3 separate regions of the Homo sapiens genome follow, and all the other regions are linked to region 2. A link is an interaction called in ENCODE POLR2A ChIA-PET data of the cell type or tissue named here. Cell type or tissue: GM12878. All regions are shown on one strand. Links, peaks and the distances in the headings refer to the core of each region. The heading gives the core; the rest is flanking DNA.

Evidence for each region. ChIA-PET counts read pairs that join two places held together with the same protein. Peaks named below come from ENCODE experiments on the same cell type or tissue, not always from the same donor. Only the 100,000 strongest peaks of a DNase experiment are listed, where the experiment ranks them.
Region 1: POLR2A ChIA-PET joins it to region 2 with 5 read pairs; 4 of 35 experiments call an interaction of 5 or more read pairs at or near these places.
Region 3: POLR2A ChIA-PET joins it to region 2 with 9 read pairs; 3 of 35 experiments call an interaction of 5 or more read pairs at or near these places.

Annotation. Positions count from the first base shown.
Region 1 is chr5:172,377,370-172,385,003 of GRCh38, reverse strand. SH3PXD2B (SH3 and PX domains 2B) reads left to right here. Exons shown (of 13, transcript NM_001017995.3): 5 at 2,877-2,968. Among named protein-coding and RNA genes, the nearest start is that of SH3PXD2B, 73 kb to the left of the region's middle. RefSeq lists an enhancer at 6,741-6,870 and a silencer at 7,171-7,230. In GM12878, for the core only: no CTCF peak of the experiment used is centred there; no DNase peak of the experiment used is centred there.
Region 2 is chr5:172,311,799-172,319,432 of GRCh38, reverse strand. No RefSeq gene overlaps it. Among named protein-coding and RNA genes, the nearest start is that of UBTD2, 32 kb to the right of the region's middle. RefSeq lists enhancers at 3,504-3,593, 3,624-3,713. In GM12878, for the core only: no CTCF peak of the experiment used is centred there; a DNase peak (open chromatin) is centred at 3,329; H3K27ac peaks cover 3,071 bases.
Region 3 is chr5:172,153,704-172,161,337 of GRCh38, reverse strand. It overlaps STK10 (serine/threonine kinase 10), which reads left to right. Exons shown (of 19, transcript NM_005990.4): 2 at 4,550-4,714. Among named protein-coding and RNA genes, the nearest start is that of STK10, 31 kb to the left of the region's middle. In GM12878, for the core only: no CTCF peak of the experiment used is centred there; no DNase peak of the experiment used is centred there; H3K27ac peaks cover 1,372 bases.

The sequences.
Region 1 (7,634 bases), core at 1,373-6,372, 66 kb before region 2:
CAGTCCTTAAGGATTTGCTGCAGAGCAGGAGCTACTTAAAGGCTAATTTTAAAAATCGGTGAGCCCTTTAGTCACCCCTCAGAAGGGTGGAAGGGTGGACAGTGACCAGGGAAGGTGCCCTACTAGACCATCCACGTCCCTCATGATGTGTTTATCCATTTTGAGTCTGGAGCAGATTGCAGCTCGGGGACTTAAAGTTAGAGCCTGATTCAAAGTAATGTAGGGTTGGCAACCCAAGTGTCCATCGACAGGTGAATGATAAGCAAAATGCGGTGTATCCAGACAATGGAATATTACTCAGCCTTTAAAAGGAAGGAAGTGTTTACGCCTGCTGCAAGCATGAACCTTGAATGGATGAGCATGCTAAATGACATCAGCCAGACTCAAAAAGACAAACACTGTATGATTCCACTTATATGAGCTACCTGGAATCATCAATCCCTAGAGACAGAAGTAGAATGGTGGTTGCTGGGGGAGGGTGGAAGGGTAGTTGTTGTTTAATGGGTACAGAGTTTCAGTTTTGCAAGATGAATAGAGTTCTGTGGATGGATGGCGGTGCTGGTAGCACAGCAGTGTGAATGCATTAAATACTTAATGCACCGTACGGTACACTTGAAAATGGGTAAGATGGTAAGCTTTTTACTGTGTGTATTTTACCACAATTTAATTTTTTTAATGGGAGAAATAATTGTGTAGGGTCAACATATCCCCAAAGCCCTGTAAAAGGTGCCACACTGGAGGCCTCCATTCATCTCTCCGTTGGTCCACGAGAGCCCAGTACTGCTGCAGCGTCGGCACATCACTTTGGGAGTTGGGTGGTGAGCTATTAAGGGCTGGTTATATAGAAAATGCAAGACACAGGCCGGGCGCAGTGGCTCACGCCTGTAATCCCAGCACTTTGGGAGCCGAGGTGGGTGGATCACGAGGTCAGGAGATCGAGACTATCCTGGCCAACATGGTGAAACCCCATCTCTACTAAAATATAAAAAATTAGCCGGGTGGGGTGGCGTGCGCCTGTAATCCCAGCTACTAGGGAGGCTGAGGCTGGGGAATCACTTGAACCCGGGAGGCAGAGGTTGCAGTGTGCTAAGATAGCACCACAGCACTCCAGCCTGGTGACAGAGCAAGACTCTGTCTCAAAAAAAAAAAAAGAAAGAAAGAAAGGAAATGCAAGACACATCTCTTCTATCCCCAGACCCCAGAGACTCAGGCTCAGCATGGTGAGAAGGCTCATGAGAGGCACCAGGGAACTGAGGCCCTCTAGGAGAGAACAGAGTCCAGCCTCATGCAGAGCACGCACTGCTTGGGCAGCTTGGCTGGCAGAATCACCTGTGCAATTCATGCATATGCACACGTGTTCTCTGCACAGGTGTGTGCAACAAAATGTATGCGTGAACCACCTGAACCACCCTCAGATCTGCATCCTCATTACCCTGGTCCAGGGCCCGGGCCAAAGGAGGCTTAAGTAAATATTTGTTAAACTGAGCTGTTTATTCATGATGGCCATGTCTGAGTTTCGGATCCTTCAACGAGCAGAGTGTACCCTGCACTTCTGTTGTATTTGGCACAGAAACTAGTGCAGTGCTGAGCACAAAGAAAATTTTTGCTCATTGAATCATTGAATGAATACCTGTTAGTAGATAAACCAGCTTTGTGGAGGTTAGTAAATAAACCAGCATTGTGGAGGGCTACACAGCCAGTGAGTCACTGGGGCAGATTAATGTGGAATTTGGCCAGTGGAAGATCTGTTTCAACCCCTCATCAACTTGGAGACTTTGAACCTCTATCCAAATCATAAAACAGTCCCTTCACTTTAATGCTTCAGATTCGTGAGTTAAGACATATATGTGAGCATGTTGGAAATAACCTAAAGATTCACCAGTAGACGAGTTGAATAAAGTATGACACAGCTGTACAAAATCCAGTATCCAGTATAGATGATGTTATAGAAGAATAATGAAATGAGCCAGGTGCAGTGGCTCAAACACCTGTAATCCCAGCACTTTGGGAGGCTGAAGTGGGTGGATCACTTGAGGCCGGGAGTTCGAGACCAGCCTGGCCAACATGCCGAAACCCTGTCTCTACTAAAAATACAAAAAAAAAAAAAATTAGCCAGGCATGGTAGCACATGCCTATAATCCCAGCTACTCAGGAGACTAGGGCACAAAAATCGCTTGAACCCAGGAGGCAGAGGTTGTGGTGAGCCGAGGCTGCACCACTGCACTCCAGCCTGAGTGACAGAGCAAGATCCTGTCTCAACATAAATAAATAAGAATAATGAAATGGCATGAAGTTGACAATTTATAGCTAAGTGAAAGCATAGGTTTACTAAATAGCATGTACAGTATGGTCTGATTTTGCCTAAATATGGACATATTACTTGAACAAATATGCCTATAATATATGCGTGTATATCATACATTGTGTGTGTGTGTGTGTGTGTGTGTTGTTCTCCAAACCAGCAGCATCACCAGGAAACTTTTTTAGAAATGCACATCCTCAGCCCCCTCCGCAGAACTACTGGATCAGAAACTCGGGTGGGGCTCCACGATCTGTGTTTTAATAAGCCCTCCAAGTGATTCTGGTGCCTTCCCGAGTCTGAGAGCCACTGGTGGTATATGGCATTCCTAACACCCGTCTCCTTCCTTTGCTTTTTGGGTTTGCTTTTGTGTTTGTATGTGTGTGTGTTTGAGACAGTCTCGCTCTGTCACCCAGTCTGGAGTGCAGTGGCGCGATCTCAGCTCACTGCAACCTCCGCCTCCCAGGTTCAAACAATTATCTTGCCTCAGCCTCCCGAGTAGCTGGGATTATAGGCGCGTGCCACCATGCTCAGCCCCCTCTCCTCCTTTGCACTCACCTGCGTCTCTCTTCTCCAGGCCCTCATCCAGCTGCCCCCCTACATCTCTCAGTGTGATGAGGTGCTGCAGTTCTTTGAGACAAGACCTGAGGACCTGAATCCCCCCAAAGAGTAAGTTTGTTTGTGGGCTTCCCCAGATGGAGCCCCACAGCCCTCCCTCCTGCCAGTCCAGCCACCCCCAAGTAAAGCAAAGTGCAGCCAAAAGTGGGTTTCGTCGGCTGAGCCCCTGTGAGACCGCACTTCACTTAGCCTTCAGAGTTGCTGTAAGTGGGTAGCGATCGTCCGTTTGACAGGTGAAGGAAACTGGCTGAGTGCCACTCCTGTCATCCCATCATACTCTCCACCTGCCCACAGCACTTATCGAGGTGTGTCGGAACTGAGCAGGCTGAGCCCGTGAGGCAGGGGCTGAGCCGTAGATTCATCTAGCTTCTGTCCACAGAGGTGGAGGTGGGTGTGCTCGGGAACTGCCAGGGATGTGAATGCGGGAGCAACCCAAACCAACGAAGACCCCACTGCCGGTGAGCAACGGGGCCGGGATTTCATCCTGACCAGCCAGGCTCCGAAGCTCTCCAAAATGCCCACCACAGCCCTGCCTCCCTGTCACTTCTCCCTGCAGTGGACAGGCCACTTGCCCAGACGCCTGTCGCTACACAGCCAGCAGCCCCAGCCACACAGTGCACACCACATAAAACTCTAGCACCGCCTGCTTACCCGCACTTACGCACCAACACTCTGGCCGGCCCGGGTGCTTTGGGGAAAGCAGGAAGGGATCTGGCTAACGGAGAAATAGCAGTGGGGAAAAGAGATCAGCCCAAGGTGCTGGGAGTGTCCTGGGGTCACAGGAGCAAGAGCGGGCAGAGTTTGGGGTCCGTCTGGGCTCATTCGAGAAGGGCTGAAAAGTACCAGCCAGGCTCTGTTCCAGAAGTAGATGCTGCTGCTCTTGGCGCTGCGTTCGCTGGATGCCCCAGGCAGCAGCCGTAACCAAGGCTGAGTTTGCTGAGCAGCCAGCGTGGCGGGCAGTGTGCCAAGCACTGTATGTGTATCAAGAGAGAAAGACACATGCTCCCTTTTGGAAATGATCTGCTGGAATCACAAAAATTTTTTAAATAGACTTGTGAGGAGAAAGCATGAAAGTGTTTTAACAAGTGAAGTCAGGCCATTTATATTTATACACACACACAGCGACCTCCAAAATCGAGTTCACAGACTTCCGAGTACACCACTCAGGACTGATGGTTTGCTAGCACACAGATGAGTAGACCTAAGTTTCTGCAATAAATATATCCCAATATGCACCATTTCCTGTGACGAGCACGGAGCGAGTAAACACAGCTTCTCATAGTGAGCGCACAGAAGTGCGTGGTTTTGGAGTGAAGGGAGACTGTAAGAGGCAACAGTAAACCTTTGAATCGGATGTCACAAGGGAATGCCTTACCAACACGGGAGCCAAGACACAGTTTCATAAATTTGAAAATAATCATAAAGATACAGAATAATATAAATCTGATAATTTGGGGTGTTTCGCTCGTGCTGGCTAATGTTTTTGTTCTTAGTGTCTTTGGCGTTGGTGTCTGGTAAGCATTTCCCAATTTGTGTCGCCATCATGAAATATGGGGAAATAGTCTCAAAGCACCTTTGTCTCCAGTCCTCCTGGGCTTACAGGATTGAACTGCCATTCAGGCTCATAGCCTCTGGCTTCACTTATAATTTCTACACAAGGTAAATCAAAGGATACAGAGCTTATTGTGTTCCCTTTCCACTTCATTTTCTCACGAAACTGCCCAATAAAAACTGTCATTCCCTCACGCCTGTAATCCCAGCACTTTAGGAGGCCGAGGCGGAAGGATTGCTTGAGCACAGGAGTTCAAGACCAGCCTGAGCAACATAGTCAGATCCTGTCTCTACTAAAAATAAAAAAAAAATTAGCCGGGCATAGTGGTACGTGCCTGTAGTCCCAGATACTCAGGAAGCTGAGATGGGAGAATTGCTCGGGCCAAGGAGGTTGAGGCTGCAGTGAGCAGTGATCGCCGCCACTGCACTCCAGCCTGGGTGACAGAGGGAGCCTCTGTCTCAAAAACAAAAACAAAAAAACCTGTCATTCCTCTCTTACAGATGAGGAAGCTGAGGTTCAGAATAATAAAAGGGACTTTTAACAAAATGATAATGAAAGAGAGGCACAGTTTGGAAGAGGTGAAGGTGAATTTTCCCCAGGTCAGCCTGAGTCTGAACCTAAGCTCAGTCCCACACAAGAGGCTCACTTGATAGAAAAGAGCCTGAGTTTGGAATCTAGTACACCCAGGTTCGAATCCTGCCTCTGCCACTCCTGGGCTTTGTGGCCATGGGCCTCCCTCACTTTGCTTCTGGGCTTCCACTTGCTCTATTGTGAAATGGGAGTAGCTGTACTTTGTAGGGTAATGTTGAGGACTGAGTGACTGCCACAGGGAAAAATTCTAAGACTTTGCCAGCTGCTCAGGAAGTGGCGGCTCATGGTAGTGCCCCTCTTGGAATGACCAGACATTGTTGTCTTTATTCCAGCGCTGTCTCTTAAGAGTTGATCAAGATGCCCAGCCTGATATACCCTCAGCAGGGAAAATTGCCTGACTACTGTCTTAGTCTGTTCCACCTGCTATGACAAAAATATCACAGACTGGGTGGCTTAAACAAAAATGTATTTCTCACTTTCTGGAGGCTGGAAATCCAAGATCAAGGTGCCAGCTATTTCAGTGCCTGGTGAAGGCCACTTCCTGGTTTGCAGATGTGTCCCCACATGGGAGAGAGAGAGAGAGAGAAAGCCAGCTCTCTTATGTCTCTTCTTTTTTTTTTTTTTTTTTTTAATTTTTTGTAGAGACAGGGTCTGGCTATGTTGTCCAGGCTGGTCTGAAACTCCTGGGCTCAAGCGATCCTCTTACCTTTGTGTCTTCTCATAAAGGCGCTAATCCTATCCGGGGGGCTCCACGTTTATGACCTAATTACCCCTAAAGCCTCCATCTCCAAGCACCATCACACTGGGGTTAGTGTTTCAATATATGAATTCAGTTTATAGAAGCCACTTTCCTTTTTTTTTTTTTTTTTTTTTTGAGACAGAGTCTTGCTCTATCACCCAGGTTGGAGTGCAGTGGCGCGATCTTGGCTCACTGCAAGCTCCGCCTCCCAGGTTCACACCATTCTCCTGCCTCAGCCTCCCAAGTAGCTGGGACTACAGGCGCCCGCCACCATGCCCGGCTAATTTTTTGTATTTTTAGTAGAGACGGGGTTTCACCGTGTTAGCCAGGATGGTCTCGATCTCCTGGCCTCGTGATCCACCTGTCTTGGCCTCCCAAAGTGCTGGGATTACAGGCATGAGCCACCATGCCCGGCCTATAGGAGCCACTTTCAAGCTGGGTAAGATTGGGCAGGTTTTTCTGCCCCTTGCCTCAGTCTCCTCTTATGTAAGATGGGCCTGATGACACCTCCCTCACAGAATTGCTTGGGGAATCAAATGAGAAGATGTGGAGAAAATCACTTGGAACTGCTCTACAGACCATATTGCCCAAGGGCAGAGGAAGGAGCAGACAGCAGCCACGAGGGTAGTATTGGCATTGGTGTGCATTCCTTGGGCCCCTGGATTCAATGATAGCCAGATTTTCTTCTACTTTAACTTTGGGGAGCATCTTGGACCACTTAGAGAATCCAAGTTTAACTTTGGGGAGCATCATGGACCACTTAGAGATTCCAACAAAAGCTTTCTTCCCTCTTCCTGGAAGAGCACCTGCAGTTTCAGGAGGTCCTTATTTGTGCAGAATCCTGTACATGGACCTGAGGTGAAGAAGCCCCGCGCTGGCGGCCCTTCCCAGTGTTAGTGCTGGGATGCCTCTGCCCTCTCCCTGGCAAGGGTGGTTGCAGTGGCCCCAGCCTCTGAGCAAGCATCAGACCAACTTAGACACACAGAGGGGAGAGGGCCAGGCCAGGGGCAGCTGCTGTGCTTGGGAGGAGTCTGGTCATCTTCATTCAAGAAGGAAGGACACTCGGGGACAAAGGGTGTGAGCCAGCCCTCGAGAGGAGGTGGGAAGTCCCGGAGGCTGCATGGTGGCTTTGTGGTACTCTCTGGCTTCCTCTCTTTGGTGGCAGAGGCAGCCTCACTAGCTTGCTGGCTTGGGCTTGTAGAAATAGCGCAGGACAGGAGCTCTCAGCCCATGCTGCATCCAGCCAAGGGCACTGGCATTGTTCATTCATCAGCCAGATAGGGAGGGCCTGCTGACTTTCACAGTGGTGGGAAAAGCTGTGTGAACATGTGGGTACACAGGCACCCATGCATACACAAATAGAACATCCACTGAAAATACAAAACACAGCCCAGACTGTACCAAAGAAAGCACCAAGTAACAGCTGAGATAAGCTAGCATGCTTATCTCATATCTTATATACGTCCATCATGCTGGAGTATATGTATCTGGTTCTGAGAGCCTTCCTGAAAAGAAAGGGAAGGTTCAAATCTCTTTGTCCCTTCCCAGCTGTGTGACCTTGGACAAATGACTTGACTTCTCTGAGCTTATTTTCTCATCAGTAAAGCGGGCGTCACTACCCTGGCTCACAGCTTGGTTGTGAGGACTAAGCAAGACCCTGCCCATAAAGGATGGTGTCTGGCACAGGGCAGGTGCTTACCTAGTGATGCCTTCCTGTCTTTAAGCCAGGATTTGAAAAGGAAGGAAGGTGGTTGCCAAGGGCCCAAGGGATGGTTCTGGGGCCACAGCAGGCAGTCTCAGCTGGGTCCTGGTTGTTGGTTTAGGGATGGTGAACT
Region 2 (7,634 bases), core at 1,365-6,364:
ATTTAATAATGCTCAATGAAGTCTATGGCAGAAATAATTTTTTATTTCAACTGAAATTCTTTTATCTTCTTTTCATAACACTACTGAATTACAGTAAGATGTTTTTGAACATTTTGTGTGGAAGGGAAACAAAAGGGAGAATTCCACATAGAGACTGTTGCTATAGGCCGGGCACGGTGGCTCATGCCTGTAATCCCAGCACTTTGGGAGACCAGGGTGGGCGGATCACGAGCTCAGGAGTTCAAGACCAGCCTGGCCAACATGGCGAAACCCCGTCTCTACTAAAAAAAATACAAAACTTAGCCAGGCGTGGTGGTGGACGCCTGTAATCCCAGCTACTTGAGAGGCTGAGGTAGGAGAATCGCTTGAACCCAGGAGGCTGAGGCTGCAGTGAGCCGAGATCGTGCCACTGCACTCTAGCCTGGGCAACAGAGCTAGACTCTGTCTCAAAAAAAAAAATTTGTTTTAATTTAAAAATTTTTTAAAAAGAGACTGTTGCTGTAAAACTTACCACACTGCCCTGTAATCCTGTGTTTATGTGTCTGTCTACCCCACCAGACTGGAACCCTCCAGGCAGGTATCTCATGTTACTTTTCTGTCTCCGGAGTACCTGATAGAAGACTTAACACATTATAATACTTGGTGTTTGCTGCATGAATGAGTCCACCCAGTAGGGTAGTAGGAGGGGAAGAAAATTATCAAATACCCTAGTACATTTCTTTTTTTTTTTTTATAGCTGGAATTTTGCTCTTATCTCCTAGGCTGGAGTGCAGTGGCAAGATCTCGACTCACTGCAACCTCCGCCTCCTGGGTTCAAGCAATTCTCCTGCCTCAGCCTCTCTAACAGCTGGGAATACAGGCACCCGCCACCATGCCCAGCTAATTTTTGTATTTTTAGTAGAGACAGGGTTTCACCACGTTGGCCAAGCTGGTCTCGAACTCCTGACCTTAGGTGATCTGCCCGCCTCGGCCTCACAAAGTGCTGGGATTACAGTTGTGAGCCACCACGCCCAGTCCCTAGTACACTTCTGATTTATGTTTTCTAAATGTGAGACAATGTAATATGGTAACCAATTTGAGTTTCGGCAGATCTAAATTTTTGCCCTTAACGTGAAGACATAGTAGCACCTGCCTCATGGGGTAGTATAAGGATTACATGAGTTAATAGATGTAAAGTAGCTAGAAAGTGCTAGCACTGAAGTAAACTTCAGTTGATAGTAGCCTATCATTATCACTGTTATTGACATAATTTTAATAAAATTCGTTTGTATATAATTAGCTTTTGCTTACATATATTAATTACATGTCTGCATACATATACACAGACACACACATGAATTATCAAATACTTATATATGGTGGACATTTGTGATTTTAGCCACCCGTAATCTATTTTCCTTTCTTCAGGTAGTATTGCCCTCATTTTCCTTTGAGGAACCTCTTTTCCCTCTACTCTCAATCCATGTGATTTAGATGGGGCTAGCCTCACTCCTTGGTCCAAGAATGGGCATGTGAACCAGACCTCGCCAACCAGTACAGCCCAGTCTCCTGGCTACAACACGTGGCTCAGTCATGGACAGATGACCCAAGCCAAACCAATGAGACTTGATCCTTAGACCTTTGCTGGAGATTCTGAGGAAGAGGAGCTCTTTTTTTTTTTTGAGACGGAGTTTCACTCTTATTGCCCAGGCTGGAGTGCAATGCACGATCTCTGCTCACTGCAACCTCTGCCTCCTGGGTTCACCCGATTCTTCTGCCTCAGCCTCCCAAGTAGCTGGGATTACAGGCGCGAGACATCACGACCGGTTAATTTTTTGTATTTTTAGTAGAGACGGGGTTTCACCATGTTGGCCAGACTGGTCTCGAACTCCTGACCTCAGGTGATCCACCACCTCTCTCCCACTCCGCCTCCCAAAGTGCTGGGATTACAGCTGTGAGCCACCGCGCCCAACCTTGGGGAGCTCTTTTCTACTGTACTTGCCAAGCTGGCTGAATTTAGCCTACAGATGCTAGTAACCATATTGGTCATCTCAAGCGCAGAGCTTGCAGGAGAACAAAGCCTAATACAAAGGAAAGCAGAACAAAAATAGAGTGTAGGTGACACTGTTTGAAACTCTGCATCCAGCTGTGCCTGAAGGTGAATCAATGAACCAGCGATTTTCTTAAGTGACTGGGTTAAGTTTCTGTCACTGGCCACAAAAGAGTCTTAATAAACATATGGATTCAGGGAGCATGTTTATTTTCAATTTTTTTTTTTTTTTTTTTTTTTTTTGAGACGGAGTCTCACTCTGTCACCCAGGCTAGAGTGCAGTGGCGCGATCTCGGCTTACTGCAAACTCCGCCTCCCGGGTTCACGCCATTCTCCTCCCTCAGCCTCCCTAGTAGCTGGGACTACAGGCGCCTGCCACCACGCCCGGCTATTTTTTTTGTATTTTTAGTAGAGACGGGGTTTCACCGTGTTATCCAGGATGGTCTCCATCTCCTGACCTCGTGGTCCTCCCGCCTCAGCCTCCCAAAGTGCTGGGATTACAGGCGTGAGCCACCATGCCCGGCCCAATTTTTTTTTTTTTTAACCAGGCTGTTGCCGGGCACCGTGGCTTGTGCCTATAATCCCAACTCTTTGGGAGGCCGAGGTGGGCAGATCACCTGAGGTTGGGAGTTTGAGACCAGCCTGACCAACATGGAGAAACCCCATCTCTACTAAAAATACTAAATCAGCCAGGCATGGTGGCGTATGCCTGTAATCCCAGCTGCTCAGGAGGCTGAGGCTGGAGAATCGCGTGAACTCGGGAGGCGGAGGTTGCGGTGAGCCGAGATGGCGCCATTGCACTCCAGCCTGGGCAACTAAAGCAAAACTCCACCTCAAAATATATATATATAACAAAATAAAGTCAGGCTGTTAAAGGAAAAACTTGAGCTGAATTAAATTTAAGAGAGTTTAATTGAGCAAAAAACAATTCACCAATCAGGCAGCCCCAGAATCACAGTAGATTCAGAGAGACTCCAGGGATGCCTCATGGTCAGAACAAATTTATAGACAAAAAAAGGGAAGCGACATACAGAAATCAGAAGTGAGGTACAGAAACAGCCGGATTGGTTACAGGTTGGCGTTTGCCTTATTTGAACACAGTTTGAACACTCAGCAGTGTATGAGTGGTTGAAGGATGGCCACTGGGATTGGCCAGGACTCAGCTATTGTTACAGGCGCATACTCCTAAGTTAGGTTTTCAATCTTGTCTACTTACTAAGTTAGGTTGCAGTTTGTCCACAAAGACTCAAATAAAGACGTACAGAATCCTTCTCAGGCCATATGTAGTTTGGTTTCACAAGGCCTATTTAGAGATTACAAATTTCACCAAGTCCATTGAACAACTGGGTATTAAGGGCATTGTGGGGGTGTGCAGGGGACCATAAAGATGAGTAAGACTGTCCCTGACCTCAAGGTTCACCTCTAGAAGGGAATATAGACAAAGCAACTCCACTTTACAGTCATGCTGTTACCGGAAAGGGGTCTCGGTCCCCAAGAGAGGGGTCTCGGTCCCCAAGAGAGGGTTCTCGGATCTCACGCAAGAAAGAATTCAGGGAAAGTCCACAGAGTAGAGTGAAAGCAAGTTTATTAGGAAAGTAAAGGAATGAACGAATGGCTACTCTATAGACAGAGCAGCCCTGAGGGCTGCTGTTTGCCCATTTTTATGGCTATTCCCTGATGATATGCTAAACAAGGAGTGGATTATTCATGCCTCCCATTTTTAGACCATATAGGGTAACTCCCTGACATTGCCATGGCATTTGTATACTGTCATGATGCTGATGGGAGTGTAGTAGTGAGGATGACCAGAGATCACTCTCGTGGCCTTCTTGGTTTTGGTGGGTTTTTGCCGGCTTCTTCACTGCAACCTGTTTTATCAGCAAGGTCTTTATGATCTGTGTTTGTGCTGACCTCCTATCTCATCCTGTGACTCAGGATGCCTTAACAGTCTGGGAATGAAGCCCAGCAGGTCTTAGCCTCACTTTACTCAGCTCCTATTCAAGACAGAGTTGTTCTGGTTCACACACCTCTGACAATATCACGATCCGTGTTGCACTTGAGAGATTATGAGCACAGTAGAAGAACAAAGACAGGGAAGATCAATTCTGACCCAGGGTTGTCTGGGAGAGAAGGGAGTGTGGGTGCTTTAACTGTACAATAATTTCCAGACATTTAACAGTGCTCTCTTGCCTGGATTCTGGAAGTCATTCTGAGAATGCCTGTTTTCATTAGATTTTAATCACCCACAGGTCATATATTCCTTTAACGAATGCCTGATGACACCATGCAGAATGAAATGCGCTTTACTGCCTGCTTGGAATGTGTGCAGGCCTGCCTCATGGACCCCTAGAAGTTTCCTTCCAAAAGCAGTCCAGGTATGGTGAGAGGGAGGAATGGGGAGAACAGAAGCCCTATCTCTTACATACCTATACAGGGAGTGTACAACTCAGTTTGGTCCCTGGCCTCCTGTTGTCAGAGGGTGTGTAATTTCAGCTGGGTGGGGCTATGAGGTAAAGATTTCATGTCTGCCACTGCTTGGCTTTTTTTTTTTTTTTTTCTGAGACGGAGTCTCGCTCTGTCGCCCAGGCTGGAGTGCAGTGACGCGATCTCAGCTCACTGCAAGCTCCGCTTCCCAGGTTCACGCCACTGCTTGCTTTTGAAAGGTCTACCCACCCATAGCTCCAATGCATGAAACGCTTCATATAGCTTTGCTGCTTACAGCTCCTCAGTTACTCCTCACTTGCCGGGGATCAAGCCTAAGCCTTTTTTTTTTTTTTTTTTTTTTGAGATGGCATCTCACTCTGTCCCCCAGGCTGGAGTGCAGTAGCGCGATCTTGGTTCACCGCAACCTCTGCCTCCCGGGGTTCAAGCGATTCTCTCGTCTAAGCCTTCCGAGTAAAAGGGATTACAGGCACCTGACACCACACCCAGCTAATTTTTGTATGTTTAATAGAGACAAGGTTTCACCATGTTGGACAGCCTGGTCTCAAACTCCTGACCTCAAGTGATTCGCCTGCCTCAGCCTCCAGTGCTGGGATTACAGGAGTGAGCCACCTCGCCCAGCCCTAAGTCTTTTAATATGGCACACAAGGATGCTTCTTTATGAGTTAACACTGAGTACTTGGGAGACAAAGACAAATAAAACCTTTCCTACCCTCAAGTGAGAGAAACTCAACTGAGACTTACAGGAAATAAAATTTAAAACTACTGACTTACGAAACTGAAAATTCCACGGGGTAGATTCAAGCATTGCTGAATTTGGCTCAGATTATTTCTCAGGGGTTGGATTCTTCCTCTTTCTCAGCTGTATTTTCCTCTATGTTAGTGTCCCGCTTGGGTAGGCTCTCGCCAACTGGAGAGCAGCCCCAATTTTTTCCCTTTTAGGGACTCCAAGCAGCTGCAAGTTTACTTCCTCCAAAATTCATGGGCAGAAGAAAAGGCTCTTCTAAACAATTGGTTGGCAGGGCATGGTGGCTCATACCTGTAATCCCAGCACTTTGGAGGCCAAGGCAGGTGGATCACTTAAGGTCAGGAGTTTAAGGCCAGCCTGGCCAACATGGTGAAACCCTGTCTCTACTAAAAATACAAAAATTAGCTGGGTGTGGTGGCAGGTGCCTGTAATCCCAGCTACTCGGGAGGCTGAGGCAGGAGAATTGCTTGGACCCGAGAAACAGAGGTTGGAGTGAGCCAAGATCGTGCCACTGCACTCCAGTCTAGGCAACAGAGTGAGACTCCGTCTCAAAAAAAAAAAAAAAAAAACAAATTAACAATTTATTGGTTATTTGGGGAGTTGTTTCAGGAGTTTATTGTTTGTTTTTTAAAGTCCTGGATCTGCCTCTTCTTAGCTTAGTTGAATCACATGACCATCCTAGAGCAATCCTGGGTTTGGGATGCACTGATTGGCTTGAGTCTGAGACTTGGGACCACGCTGGAGTGGGGAAGAAGTGGGCTCCACCAGAATCAGATGGACTAAGAGTCATAGATGGGAGGAACTGGCTCTTCAGAGGGAATTCTGGCCTTCACTACTGGAGGAAGAATGAACGAATACTGGGCAGGCACAAACTACACAGATTAAAATCTAACCTTTATTCCACCGTGGCAATAAGTCCATTGTCTGGTCATAATGCAGAGTGTTCTGTATGGAGTCCAAAAAACTGTGTTGAAGAGCAAGACTTTGTAGAGTTTCTTCAATATTTTTCAAAGGGCACAATACTCTGATTTCTAGGATTCTTTCCAGTTATCCAGAGAAAAGTTTATCTTCTTATTTGTAGACTAGAGAAAGAAAAGTCACAAGATAATAGGAACATTCCTTAGGAAGATCCAATTCCATCTGCTCGAATTATTTGCTTAACCAGCAACCGTCTAAACTATAGCTGGGGCCAGGCGCGGTGGGTCACGCCTGTAATCCCAGCACTTTGAGAGGCCGAGGCTGGCTGATCACTTGAGGTCAGGAGTTTGAGACCAGCCTGGCCAACATGGCGAAACCCTGTCTCTACTAAAAATACAAAAATTAGCCGGGCGTGGTGGTGGGCGCCTGTAATCCCAGGTACTCAGGAGGCTGAGGCAGGAGAATCACTTGAACCTGGGAGGTGGAGGTTGCAGCGAACCGAGATCACACCATTGCACTCCAGCCTGGGTGACAGAGCAAGACTCCACCTCAAAAAAAAAAAAAAAAAAAAAACCATACTTGGGTGTCTTGAAAGGTCCCACCTGCCACATCAGAAGGGAGACCCTGTGACCAGGACTGAGTGGGTGGTTAATTTCCCCAGCATAAATGAACAATGTGGAATTCCATCATATGCATCTATCTGTTCTTTGTCATCTCCCTGAGCTTGCTCCTCCCATGGAAAGATCAAATCAGGCACTTGAACTTGGACAGCCTCCTTGCCGTGGTTTTTCAGTAAGTAGAGATGATGCCTCAATAATTAGGCAGGCTGGGGGAATCAGCCTCTCTCTTTGCTACTTGTTAGCTGAGACATTGCCCTTTCAGAGCCAAAAGCAATATTTTCATCCCTACTAACTTAGATTCCTGGCTTGCTGTAATTTAACAAATATTTTTCTAAATAGCTACCATGTATTACCATGTATTCACATTGGCCACCTGTGGTAGGTTGAACTATTTATTATTGGTCCCAGTTTTTCACCCCTCCATGTGTCCACACCTCTTGCCTGGGACTTTGCGCTCTCTCCCACCAAGTACTTCCTGGCCTTCCCCCATCCTTACATCTCCCTTCCTCCGCAGTGAGAACCCTGGCCTCCAATAATATCAATGTCTACTATCAAATCTACTCATTTGCTCAATCCTATAATATACCAAAGATAATTTTTGTGTTGTTTTGCCCATTTCAGTACAAAAATCAAATCTAATAAAACAGAAGTCAGGGTTTGTTTGCAATTTGCTTCCCAACCCCAACCCTGACCAAAACCAAGGACAAATATATAGTGTCCTCATACGGATTTGTTCTTTTCTTTCCTTCAATGTGGTTATATTATTCATCGGAAATGCTGTTAAATCAATTTGTTTTGGTTTGCTTTTAAAGACAGAATGTACTTCCCCACTCTGACTTTGGGCTTGACCATGTGACTTGCTTTGGTCAGTGGGATG
Region 3 (7,634 bases), core at 1,601-6,600, 160 kb after region 2:
GGGACTACAGGCGGTCACCACCACGCCTGGCTAATTTTTTGTATTTTTAGTAGAGACGAGGTTTCACCATTTTGGCCAGGCTGGTCTCAAACTCCTGACCTCAAGCAATCCACCCATCTCAGCTTCCCAAAGTGCTAGGATTACAGGCGTGCGCCACCACACCCGGCCCACCCCTTAGTATTGCTTCCTTCCAGAAGGCTCCTTGGTGGGGTTAGGTGCCCTCTCCCACACCCCATCATAAGCATGCTGTCTCGTCACTTTCAGTAGAGGGCTGTGTCTCTCTAGCTAGACTTTGAGCTGGCCAGGGAGAGGGTTGCTCTGTGTCTGTATTGTGGGCACCCTGTGCAGGGCTGGCCCAGTAGTGCTCTGTTAAATGTCTGTTGGCATCTGGTCTTAGAGACTTCTAAGTGGTGGAGATTGTAGGGAGACCTTGTACAGTGGTGGAAAGTGCAGAAAATTTTGACGTTAGAGGATCCTGATGCAAATTCTGGTGCCACTCCCCTAGTTCCAATCACATTTCCCCTCTAAACCTGGACTTGCACGTCCGTCTGTGGAATGGGGGAAACTCCAAGCCTCGGGTCCCTGTGATGACAGGAATGAATGCTCATTGTCATCCATAGGGTGCTAGATGTGCAGGAATAACTTGGCCAGCCGGAATTTCCGGTGCAGTCAGGTTCCAGAGTTGTTATGGAAGGCAAGGGTGGAGCGTGATCAATATTATCCTTAGGAAGGTGCCACGGTGGAGACTAAGCTATAATATGTTCATTCAGTCCAGAGGAGCTCGTTTTCCCTGTGCTTTGCAATAGATTGCTGTTTAAGGTCTCCAGATGAGCAGCGTGCTTTTAGGGGCCTTTTTTTTTTTTGAGATGGCATCTCACTCTGTCACCCAGGCTGGAGTGCAGTGGTGCGATCTCGGCTCACTGCAACCTCCACCTCCCAGGTTCAAGCAGTTCTCCCACATCAGCCTCTTGAGTAGCTGAGATTACAGGCATGTGCCACCACACTTGGCTAGTTTTTGTACTTTTTAGTAGAGACAGGGTTTCACCATGTTGGCCAGGCTGGTCTTGAACTCCTGACTTCAGGTGATCCACCTACCTTGGCCTCCCAAAATGCTGGGATTACAGGCATGAACCACCGCACCTGGCTAGGGGCCATTTTGTAGGGAAATGTGTTTGTGGTTTTTTTTTCTTTCTTTTTTTTTTGAGACAGAGTCTCACTCTGTCGCCCAAGCTGGAGTGCCGTGGTGCAATCTCGGCTCACTGCAATCTCCGTCTCCCGAGTTCAAGCAGTTCTCCTGCCTCAGCTTCCTAAGTAGCTGGGATTACAGGCGTCTGCCACCACGCCCAGCTAATTTTTGTATTTTTAGTAGAGATGGGGTTTCACCATGTTGGTCAGGATGGTCTCAAACTCCTGACCTTGTGATCCGCCCACCTTGGCCTCCCAAAGTGCTGGGATTACAGGCATGAGCCACTGCGCCCGGCCTTTTTCTTTCTTTTTTATTTATTTATTTTTTTTGAGACAGAGTTTTGCTTTGTTTTCTAGTCTGGGATGCAGTGGTGCCATCTTGGCTCACTGCAACCTCTGCCTTCCGGGTTCAAGCAATTCTTGTGCCTCAGCCTCCTGAGTAGCTGGGATTACAGGTGCTTACCACCATGCCCAGCTGATTTTTTGGTATTTTAGTAGAAATGAGGTTTCACCATCTTGCCTAGGCTGGTCTCGAATTTCTGAGCTCAGGCAATCCGCCTGTCTCGGCCTCCCAAAGTGCTAGGATTACAGGCATGAGCCACTGTGCCCGGCTGTTTTCTTTTTTTCCTGTCACCCAGGCTGGAGTGCAGTGGCAAGATCTCAGCTCACTGCAGCCTCCGTCTCCTGGGCTCAAGTGATCCTCCCGCCTCAGCCTCTCAAGCAGCTGGGACTACAGGTGCATGCCATCATGCCTGGCTAGTTTTTGCATTTTTTTTTGTAGAGGCGGGATTTCGCTCTGTTGCCTGGGCTATTCTTAAACTCATGGACTCAAGCAAGCCACCCGCCTCGGATTCCCAAATGCTGGGATTGTAGGCGTGAGCCACCGTGCCTGGCCATGTGTACTTGTTCAACACTGGAACCCCATGCAGCAGGGTGGGTGAGATGTTTGCTGCAGCATTCCCCACCAACGTCCTCGCAGGATCCTTGGGGAGCTGTGGGTCCTCACCTCCCATTTCCCAGACACTAGCTCCTTGTGTGCAATGGGGTGGGATTGCTTGCTCCATTTACATGATTATTTCTCTCTCTTTTGAATTGTGGTAAAATATACAGAACATCATATTTATCATTTTGGCCAATTTTAAGTGTAAATTTAGTGGCATTAAATCAGTTCACAGCTGTGTAGCCATCACTGCTGTCTACACCTCAAAATTTTCATCATCCTCTACAAAAACTCTTTACCCACTAAACAATAACTCCCCATTTCCCCTTTCTAACCCCTGGAAACCTCTATTCTACTTTCCACTTCTATGATTTCAGCTACTCTGGGTACTTCAGGTAAGTGGAATTATACACTATGTTTCCTGTGTCTGGCTTATTTCACTTTACATAATGTTTTCAGGATTCATCCATGTAGTTTGTGTCAGAATTGCCTTCCTTTTTGTTCCTTTTTATGGCAGAATATTTTAGTGTGTGGATATACCGCATTTTGTTTATTCATTCATCTTTTTTTGTTGTTTGTTTGTTTTGAGATGGAGTCTTGCTCTGTCATCCAGGCTGGAGTGCAGTCGCATGATCTTGGCTCACTGCAACCCCTGCCTCCTGGGTTCAAGTGATTCTCCTGCCTCAGCCTCCTGAGTAGCTGGGATTACAGGCGCCCACCACCACGCCCGGCTAATTTTTGTGTTTTTAGTGAGATGGGGTTTCACCATGTTGGCCAGGCTGGTCTCGAACTCCTGACCTCAAGTGATCTGCCTGCCTCCGCCTCCCAAATATTCTTCATCTATTGATGGACACTTGGATTGTTTCCACACTTTGGCTGCTATGAGTATATAAATATCTCCTTGAGTCCTTGCTTTGAGCTTTTTTTTTTGGGTATATACCTATGAGCAGAATTGCTAGGTCCTAGGATAGGTCTATGTTTAACCTTTCGAGAAACTGGCAAACTGTTTTCCACACTGGCTGCACCATTTTACATTCCCACCAACAATGCACAAGGGTTCTAACTTCTCCAGTCCTCACCAACACTTGTTATTTTCCATTTTTTAAAATTATAGCCATCTTAGTGTGTGTGGAGTTTTCTTACCCTCTTATTCCTCACATAAGGAAGACTTGTTTTGCCTAGGTGACATGCATCTACGAAACAGTTCCGCTGTAACTGGTGGGCACTTACGCAGTCTGCCTTTTCATTCTACTGTTAGTGCGTGGGAAATGTTGCAAATAAACGCATCAAACATTCCTATCATAAATTTTAAACAAATTTTAGGCCAGACACAGTGGCTCACACCTGTAATCCCAACACTTTGGGAGGCCGAGATGGGCGGATCACTTGAGGCCAGGAGTTCGAGACCAGCCCAGCCAATGTGGTGAAACCCTGTCTCTACTAAAAACACAAAATTTAGCCAGGCGTGGTGGTGCACATCTGTAGTTCCAGTTCTCGGGAGGCTGAGGCAGGAGAATTAGCTTGAACCTAGAAGGCGGAGGCTGCAGTAAACAGTGATCACACCACTGCACTTCAGCCTGGGCGACAGAGTGAGACTCCATCTCAAAAAACAACAAAAAAAATTTTTAAACAGATTTAAAAAAATGTTTTTTCTTTTGGGATGGAGTCTCACTCTGTCACCCAGGCTGGAGTGCAATGGTGTGGTCTCTGCTCACTGCAACCTCTGCCTCCCGGGTTCAAGCGATTCTCCTGCTTCAGCCTCCCCAATAGCTGGGACTACAGGCGCATGCCACCACACTGGCTAATTTTTGTATTTTTGGTAGAGATGGGGTTTCACTATGTTGGCCAGGCTTGTCTCGAACTCCTGACCTTGTGATCTCCCTGCCTTGGCCTCTCAAAGTGCTGGGATTACAGGTGTGAGCCACCGCACCCGGCCTAGATTTTAAATTTTAAACAGAGTGAAAGTACCCTTTGAATGCCTCCCTATTTCTGGCCCCTCCCCAGCCTGCTGTCAGGCAGTATCTTTCCTGAGTTTTCCATACATTCACAGATGCTTGTGAGCATGTATGAAGGCGTAGTTTTCCATTTTTTATGCAAAAAGTATTGTGCCATTTTTATTGTTCAATGACTTGGGTTTTTTTCTTCGTTTTTTACTGAACAAATCAACAGTCTTTCCATGTTGGTATTTGTAGAGCTGTGTCATTCTTGTATTTTTGTTTATTCCATAGTGTTGTAGGGGTGTATGGTACTTACTCTTAAGTACAGACATGATGTGTGGCTATTGTTAAGAACAATGTACGTTCCGGTTCAGCATCTGGACATCCGGCCTCTGTTTTCACACTCATGCAGGACTGCGGGCTCACGTCCAAAGGTCAGTTTCCTGCGGAGCATGCCTTGTTGACCTCCTGTATCTCCTCTTTGCAGGCCAAGAATAAGGAGACGGGTGCTTTGGCTGCGGCCAAAGTCATTGAAACCAAGAGTGAGGAGGAGCTGGAGGACTACATCGTGGAGATTGAGATCCTGGCCACCTGCGACCACCCCTACATTGTGAAGCTCCTGGGAGCCTACTATCACGACGGGAAGCTGTGGGTAAGGCTGCCGCCCTGTCTGTCCCAGCTCAGCCCCCATGGCCTGGTGCTCTGGAGCTAGCCTGGTCCTGAAGTCTTCAGCTCTTTCTCAGCATCTGCTTTGAGGACGAGGGCTAGGGCAAGGAGATGGTGAAGTAGGGAGCTCCTGGCCACTTACCCACCCTTTCCTGTGGTGCCTCCCCCTTGGGAGTAGAACTAGTGATTTGGAACAGAAAGCGCTATGGCCTGGCCTCGAATCCCAGCCCTGCTGTTTACAAGCTTAATAATCCTAACCAAGTTCCTAACCTCTCCATGCCTTAGTTTCTCCATCTGTAAGGTGGGGCTAATAATAGTACCTAGCTCATAGAGTGATTACTGCGATTAAGTGAGTTAATTCATGATAGGTGCTTAGAAGAGTGCTGGGCACATGTAAGAGCCCGGTAAGTATTGGCTGTTTTGTTATTTGTCATAGTAGCACTTCTTCTGCCACTGCTACAGCTGTTACATGGAGATCCTTCTCGATGGCTGCACTAAAGAAGGGGGCTCTTTACCAGCCCGCTATTCTCCATCAGCATCCTCACAGTGTGGTTGTAGCTTCAAGCGCCATCTTCCAAACTCAGCAACACCCCTCAACTTCTTTTTTTTTTTTTTGAGATGGAGCCTCGTTCTGTTGCCCAGGCTGGAATGCAGTGGTGTGATCTTGGCTCACTACACCCTCCGCCTCCCGGCTTCAAGCAATTCTCCTGCCTCAGCCTCCTGAGTAGCTGGGATTATAGGCATGTGCCACCATGCCCAGCTAATTTTTGTATTTTTAGTAGAGATGGGGTTTTGCCGTGTTGGCCAGGCTGGTCTCGAACTCCTGACCTCAGGTGATCCGCTGGCCTTGGCCTCCCAAAGTGCTGGGATTACTGGTGTTAGCCACCATGCCCAGTCCTCTTCATTTTTTTTTTTTCTAATTCTTCCAAAGAAATCCATCTTCTGACTGTGCCCTTCTCTACTGTTGGGCATTTAGGCTATTTCCTTTTCTTTCTTTCTTTTTTTTATTTTTATTTTTATTTTGCTCTTATAAACAACTCTGTGATGGACATCTTTGGATTTTTTTGTGTGTCCTCTGAGAGCTTTTTTATGAGAATTTTTTTTTTTTTTTTGAGATGGAGTCTCACTCTGTTTTCCAGGCTGGAGTGCAGTGGCACGATCTCGGCTGACTGCAACCTCCGCCTCCTGGGTTCAAGCAATTCTCCTGCCTCAGCCTCCTAAGCAGCTGGGATTACAGGTGCATGCCACCACGCCTGGCTGCTTTTTATATTTTTAGTAGAGACGGGGTTTCACCGTCTTGGTCAGGCTCTTCTTGAACTCCTGACCTCAGGAGATCCACCTGCCTCGGCTGCCCAAAATGCTGGGATTACAGGCGTGAGGCACTGTGCCCAGCGAGAATTTTTAAGAGTCTTTAATGTCTATTGCCAAACTGGCCTCACAGAGCCACTTTTGATATTAACCAAAGGAGATCTCCCATTGACCCACCCACCCACCCAGCCACCCACTTTCTGTCCATTCATCTTCCTCTCTGTGCATACAGCATTTGTTGGCCTGCTGACTATGTACCCATTAAGAAAAATAGCTATTATGTTTCTATTCCTGTTATTGATTGTGGCTGGGTACCAAGTTCATAACTTTCCCAGGTCCAAAGATACTACTTATAGTAGCTAGCATTTATTGAGAGTTTACTGTGTGCTTGGCCTTTTGCTATGAGTTTCACTTGCATTATGTGGTTTAATCTTCATTCTGTGAGGTTGTTGCTTTATCCCATCTTACAAAAGAAAATGAGAAACAAAAAAGCTATGTGAGCTGCTCCCCAGGCCACACAGCTAGCAAGTGGCAGAGCTGGAAAACCAGGTAGAGCCAAACACAGTTTGTAACTAGACTGCGACTGTCATGCTGTTGTTTAAATAAATACGCTAGACTTTTCCGTCCCTAAATTGTCACTTTAGGCTGGTGCTTTCTCCTCCAGGCCCACTGCTGTGGCCAAGACCATTTCTTTCCCTCCTCTATTGTAGCTGCCCTGACAGCCTACATTTGTTACTTTGTAGAAGGCCCCAGCTCCTCCGATTTGCCTTTTAGACACTATGAGATCAAGGAAGGTGGCCCTGGAGCTGGGTAGATAAAGAGGGGGAAAGGATGGCAGGCAGGAGAGACAGCGTGGGCAGCGGTGTGGAGGCATGAAAGGTACAGCCTGTTTGGGAGGTGGCTAGTCTAGGGCCAGGGCAGCATGTGGTGAAAGATGAGGGTGGTAAAGTAATTGGGGGCCATGTTGTAGAAGGCCCTGCATGCCAAGGTGAAGACTTATCCCTCCATCTTTTACTGCAGTGGTTCTCAAAGTACAACCCTTGGATCAGCACACCCTGGATCTTTGTTAGACATGCAGGTTATCAGGCCCCTCCTGAGGCCCATTGAGTCAGTAACTGAGGTGAGGCCCAGCAATTGGCGTTTTAAGGTAGGGCCCAGCAATCTAAGTGACTCTGATGCTCGTTTAAGCTTGAGAATCACTGTTTTAGGTAATGGAGACCCAGTGGTACTTTTTTGCAGGGGAGAGGCATATTCTGTGTTACAGAAAGAAGTCAGGTTTGAGAGGACAAGAGAAAAACGTGGAGGCAGTTTGAGAAGTGGTAAGAATAGACTAGGCCAGAAGCCCAAGGATGTGATGTGGAACATCATCTGGTCAGGGGAGGCTTCAGAGGAAGGGACATTTGAACGGGGTCTTGCAGAATGCATAGGAGTCCTCTGGGGAGATAAGAGAAGGAAGAACAGTCAAAGTAGAGGGACCAGCAAATGGGCAAAAGTGTAGAAGGGAGAAGTCCAGAGATACAGGTTGAAGGATGCACCAACCCTTTGATATTTCCTTCTGTGTGATGGTTCTCAGGCGCATCTTGTGACCAGGCCTGGGC